2 separate regions of the Homo sapiens genome follow, and region 1 is linked to region 2. Evidence: read pairs that join two places in POLR2A ChIA-PET (ENCODE). Cell type or tissue: Panc1. All regions are shown on one strand. Links, peaks and the distances in the headings refer to the core of each region. The heading gives the core; the rest is flanking DNA.

What was found. ChIA-PET counts read pairs that join two places held together with the same protein. Peaks named below come from ENCODE experiments on the same cell type or tissue, not always from the same donor. Only the 100,000 strongest peaks of a DNase experiment are listed, where the experiment ranks them.
Region 1: POLR2A ChIA-PET joins it to region 2 with 8 read pairs; 2 of 35 experiments call an interaction of 5 or more read pairs at or near these places.

The regions. Positions count from the first base shown.
Region 1 is chr4:140,053,681-140,056,598 of GRCh38, forward strand. All of the region lies in intron 1 of MAML3 (mastermind like transcriptional coactivator 3), which reads right to left. All of the region lies in intron 1 of LOC124900783 (a long non-coding RNA gene), which reads left to right. Among named protein-coding and RNA genes, the nearest start is that of MAML3-AS1, 73 kb to the right of the region's middle. In Panc1, for the core only: no CTCF peak of the experiment used is centred there; no DNase peak of the experiment used is centred there; H3K27ac peaks cover 1,442 bases.
Region 2 is chr4:140,329,652-140,332,569 of GRCh38, forward strand. All of the region lies in intron 2 of SCOC-AS1 (SCOC antisense RNA 1), which reads right to left. It also overlaps a transcript of SCOC not described here. Among named protein-coding and RNA genes, the nearest start is that of SCOC-AS1, 42 kb to the right of the region's middle. In Panc1, for the core only: CTCF peaks have their summits at 845 (motif pointing right) and 1,049; no DNase peak of the experiment used is centred there.

The sequences.
Region 1 (2,918 bases), core at 279-2,778, 280 kb before region 2:
TTTTAGGTTCTGAGGGCCAAAGGACAAAATCGAGGCTCTAATGTAGGGAGAAAACACATTTCTACAAATTTTTGGTTGGCAAAATTCAAAACTTTATTTCTGGACACTAAAATCTGAATTTTGTTCAACTTTCACATGCCATGAAACATTACCATTATTTTGAAAATCTTTTCAACCATTTAAACTTGCAAAAATCACTCTTAGCACATGGGCCATACAAAACATCAGGCAGGCTAGGGTTTTGGCTCATGGGTCAGAATGTACGTCAAGTGGTTAAAACTGTGGTTAGGTCTAAGAAGAGGAAGTAGAACAAAAGACAAGGTTTTTTCTCTTCACTTTTAAATTAAGACATGTCTGTATTTTATTATAGACATATATTACTTTTATGTTCTGAAAAACAGTAACATGGGCAGGCGCAGTGGCTCACGCCTGTAATCCCAGCACTTTGGGAGGCCGGAACAGGCAGATCACCTGAAGTCAGGAATTCGAGACCAGCCTGGCCAACATGGTGAAACCCCATTTCTACTAAAAATACAAAAACTAGCCGGGCATGGGACGCATGCCTGTAATCCCAGCTACCCGGGAGGCTGAGGCAGGAGAATCACTGGAACCCAGGAGGAAGAGGCTGCAGTGAGCCAAGATTGCACCACTGCACTGCGACCTGGGCAACAGAGGGAGACTCCGTCTCAAAAAAAAAAAAAAAAGAAAAGAAAAGAAAAAAGAAAAACAGTAACATAAGACTTGATTCATTGGTTTGTTGATTAAAATAAAGATTTCTTTAGAGCTTTCAGTTTCCTCCATATTCTTCCTATTTAACTTAGTTTCTATGAGGATGGTGGTCTCTTCATTATCTGCCTAAGATGCCTTGCACCTCTCCTGTTTTCACACGTTTGTTGCCTGGCAAAATCACACTCATATTTCAAGGCTTATTTCTTATTTCCTAACGTTCTCCTGCAAGGCTTCCACATCTATGACAGTATGGGGAAATCTTCAGTCATCTGATCATCACTTGTCAGTTAATTTAGTGTGTGTTTAATCTCGTCTCCTAATTAGTATATCAGCTCCCCACAGGCAGGGACCACCTTAGAATCTTCAGTGGCCTCCAAGGCACCAAGCACAGCGATGAGTCCCCACCTCTGTCTTCCACAAATACTGGACAGCTATTGATTTGGTCAACCTATGCTAAAACACAACTGTAGAATATTTTTAAAGTGTACTAGAATCAGTGGATGAAAGAAAGATAGAAATTTTGTCTTCATTTTTAAACATATTTCTTAACTTTTAGAACTGTCCAACAATGAAATATGCTACCTCTTGAAATAACAAATTTCCTGACACTAAAAAGTATTCAAAACACAAGTGTCTGACCATCTGTCAGGGATTCTGTAGAAGGAATTCCTGTATTATTTAGGTCAGACCACACGGCCTCTAAAGTCCCTTCTCACTCAAGAATCTCTTATTCTGATGAACTCTATTCCCCTACCCCAAATATCTCATTTATTTCTTAAAATTAAGTGATTCAAAGTAACAGGGGTGACAAGTTCACAACACAGATAATAAAAAAAAACCTACTTCTTTGTCATTTTTTGAAATTCTATGGGTATATAAAGATGGTATTAATTAGTTTGTTTTAAGCAGGCTTGGTATGTATGATAAACCACCAGCACTAACCTGAAGAAAAAAATCCCAGAGCAGTGAGAATTTTTTTGCCCCTTATTTAGAAAGATCCCTGGGGATGGTTTGCTTATTGTTTTTGTTTATTTGTTTGCTTATTCTTTTCACTATATTACTGGGTTGCTGTCACTAATCAGCTGCCTGGACGACAACATGTAAATCATAAATACATCTATATTTTGCTTATCTTGAATCTGGCTTTCTAGAACCTTTAGAATTCTGCAAAATCCCCAGATTCAAAAGGAGCTTAGAAACAGATATTTTACCACCTCTTGGGAGGTAAAAATATAGCTCCTTGAGCACTCAGCTACATGTAAACATGACTACAAAAAGCCAAAGGTACAAAATTACACATCATGAGTTCTTTCATCAAGTATATCTACTCAGTACCCACCATGGGCAGTCAGGCAGTGCTCTAAGTACCAGAGACAGATGGTGACCAAAGACCCAGATCCTAACTGAAGGATTTACACTGGTCACCAAATGAAGGGCCAGTTAGTAGTTTAAAAAAAAAAAAGGTAAGAAATACATTGACTGGCTTGCAGTACCTATAAAAGACATTATCCAAAAACCTAGAAATGGAGAACTGATGATAGGAGAGAAAACAGAAAAAAGAAAAGCACATGGAAAGAAGAGAAAGGGGAAAATGAGGCAAGATGAGAATCAGCTGCAGCAACAGGGGTGTGTGGCATTAGAAGTAAGGGCTGGGAGCCCCAGACACTGACAGAGAAGAAAGGATGGCTGAGATGTTCCCAGAGGCCAATACTGGAAAGCACTGGGGCGCCAGCTCCATGTGTGTATGCAGTCCTCCATGCGGCATGGCTCCTGCTGCAGGGGGAATTCCCTTTACCAAATTAACTGGTGTTCAGAGTAAGAAATCACCTCTCTACATTCCAGTTTCCCAAGTACTTTCTAAGGGTGTCATGACATCTGTTCTAAAAAGCACCTATTTCAAGTCCTGGCACACAGCATGCCCTCAGCTAATCTTAGTTTTCTTTTCTTTTCTTTTTTTTTTTTTTAAAGACAGAGTCTTGCTCTTGTCGCCCAGGCTGGAGTGCAATGGCGCGATCTCGGCTCACCGCAATCTCTGCCTCCCAGGTTCAAAAGATTCTCCTGCCTCAGCCTTAGTTTTCTTTTTGTATTCTCCTAGAGTCATTAAGAAAAGGTTCTGGCCCTGCGCGGTGACTCACGCCTATAATCCCAGAAATTTGAGAGGCTGAGACGGGCGGATCACCTGAGATCAG
Region 2 (2,918 bases), core at 128-2,627:
CTATTCTCAAAAGAAGATATACAAATGGCCAACAAGCATATGGAAAAATGCTCAATATCACTAATTATCAGGGAAATGGAAATCAAAACCGCAATGCAATACCACCTCGCTCCTGCAAGTATGGCCGTAATCAAAAAATAAAAAAATAATAGATGCTGGCATGGATGTGGTGAAAAGGAAAACTTTTACACTGCTGGGAACTGGGAATGTAAACTAGTACAGCCACTGTGGAAAACAGTGTGGAGTTTCCTTAAAGAGCTAAAAGTAGATCTACCATTTGATCCAGCAATCCCACTACTACGTATCTACCCAGAGGAAAAGAAGTCATTATACAAAGATAATACTTGCACACGCATGTTTATAGCAGCACAATTTGCAATTGCAAAAATATGAAACCAGCCCAAATGCCCATCAGTCAATGAGTGGCTAAAGAAAGTGTGGTATATGTATATATATACCATTTACTCAGTCATAAAAAGAAATAATGGCATTTGCAGCAACCTGTATGGAATTGGAGAATATTATTCTAAGTGAAGTAACTCAGGAGTGGAAAAACAAACATCCTATGTTCTCACTCATATGTGGGAGCTAAGCTATGAAGATACAAATCTTCATATGATATGTTGGACTTTGCGGACTTGGGAGAAAGACTACACATTGGGTACAGTGTACACGGCTGGGGTGCTGGGTGCACCAAAATCTCAGAAATCACCACTAAATAACTTTTCATGTAACCAAACACCACTTGTTCCCCCAAAGACCTACTGAAATAAAAAAATTAAAAATTAAAAAACAAAAAATGCTGAAGCTTTTTGTTAAAGAGCACTTAAAATTAAGGTTCCCATAATTTATCCACCAGAGGGAGCCAACAAAGCCACAATAATAGGAACATACTGACCTTAGTGAGCTACAAATCAAGATTTTCAGACAAGGGCTGCAGAGTTGAGACATAAGCAAGTATCAATTGCTTGGTTCAAGGAAGGCATGTGAAAATTTATTGAAGTCAGATTTAATTCATGGCTTTGTTTTCTCAATAGTAGACATGTTTTAATAGTAAGAGTCAAATGACTTTGAAAGTTTTAACACTAATAAATGCCTTGTGAGGATATGGACATGAAAGTAAGAATAGCTCACCTTTAAAAAACACTTTACAGATTCTGAATAATTTTCAGTTAGAGAGTTGAGTGCTGGCAGTTCTCTTCATTAATACAAGAATTTAATAGATAAATACAGTTTGTGCCCATTGGGATGAAAAAAACAGTTTTTATTGCATCAATGCAGCGTACGGCTGGTATATATGCAAATTAGGAAAAGGCATACCTGGGAGGTTTAGGGCATGGTTTGGTGAGCAGAGCATGGGATGGATTTCAGACCCCACTTTCCCTTATTAGGCAGCTCTGTGCAAGGCTAACATCCATATGTGGCAGCCCTCAAGTCTGGGCAATGGTGGCTCCAAGGGGATGCTTGGAAGAGTTTTTAATCTTTCCTTTCTCCAATTCTTTGATAAGGACAATAGCATTTTCTTAATCTAATATAAAATGCATTTCCAAGACTAGTTGCCCACCTCTCTTCTGCCAATCAGAATGTTGACCCAGGTTCTTCCTGTAGAAAAATTCTGGATTCACCACTGAACTATGAAAATAAACATTTTCCATCCTGTTCTCCTCTGCTTCCAATCCACCCTGCTGGAAAAGAGTTGCCCATAGTTCCCAAGTGGCCTTTTTCTTTATAGTTTTCATTTCCTGATCACTCCCCACTTCCTTATTTTGTAGCCACTATCTATCTTCATCAGATTTTCTCGCTGGTTAGAAACTGAAACCAGACATCCATTTAAACATCTTACATGGGATCATCCCTCAGTCCTTACCTTATTTGATCTGACCACTTAACACTGTTGATCACTCTGTCCTTTGGAGATAATTTCCCCATTTGGCTTCTAGAACATGAGTCTTTTGCTTCTTCCCCTTCCAAATTGGCTGCTGCTTCTCAGTCTCCTGGTTTGATTCCTCCTTATCTTCCTGATTTCTAAGTGTGGACAGCTACAAGGCATCTGTCCTGTGGCTTTACACACCTTCACAGCTCTCAAGTTTATATCTCCCCTAGCTTCTATCCTAAACTCCAGACTCATCTTCACCTGCTCACTGAACATTTCCATTTGGATTTTGTATTATCTGTTCTCACACTGCTTAAAGAAACATCTGAGACTGGGTAATTTCTAAAGAACAGAGGTTTAATTGGCCCACAGTTTCTCAGGTTGTACAGGAAGCATGGCAGCATCTACTCCTGGGGTAGCCTCAGGGAGCTTTTACTCATGGTGGAAGGCAAAGCTGGAGCAGGCATCTTACATGGCAGGAGCAGGAGGAAGAGAGAGATGGGGAGGTGCCGCACACTTTAGAATGCCTAGATCTCTTGAAAACTCTTATCATGTGAACAGCACTAGTGGGATGGTGCTAAACCATTAGAAACCGCCCCCGTGATCCAACCGCCTGCTACCAGGCCCCACCTCCAGCACTGGGGATTACATTTCAACATGAGATTTGGGTGGTGACACAGATCCAAACCATATCAGATGTTTAAAAGCATCTCATACGAGACATGCCTAAAATCAAACTCTTAAGTTTCTCCTTCTATGTGTTTCATAGTCTTTCTCACCTAAGCTAATGATACCTCCCTTTTTAGTTGCTCATGCCAAAAACTCTGGAGTCATCTTTTTTTTTTTTTTTTTTTTTTTTTTTTTTGAGACGGAGTATTGCTCTGTCACCCAGGCTGGAGTGCAGAGTGCAATGGCATGATCTCAGCTCACTGCAACCTCTGCCTCCTGGGTTCAAGCTATTCTCCTGACTCAGCCTCCTTAGTAGCTGAGACTACAGGCATGTGCCACCATGCCCAGCTAATTTTTGTATTTTTAGTAGAGACGG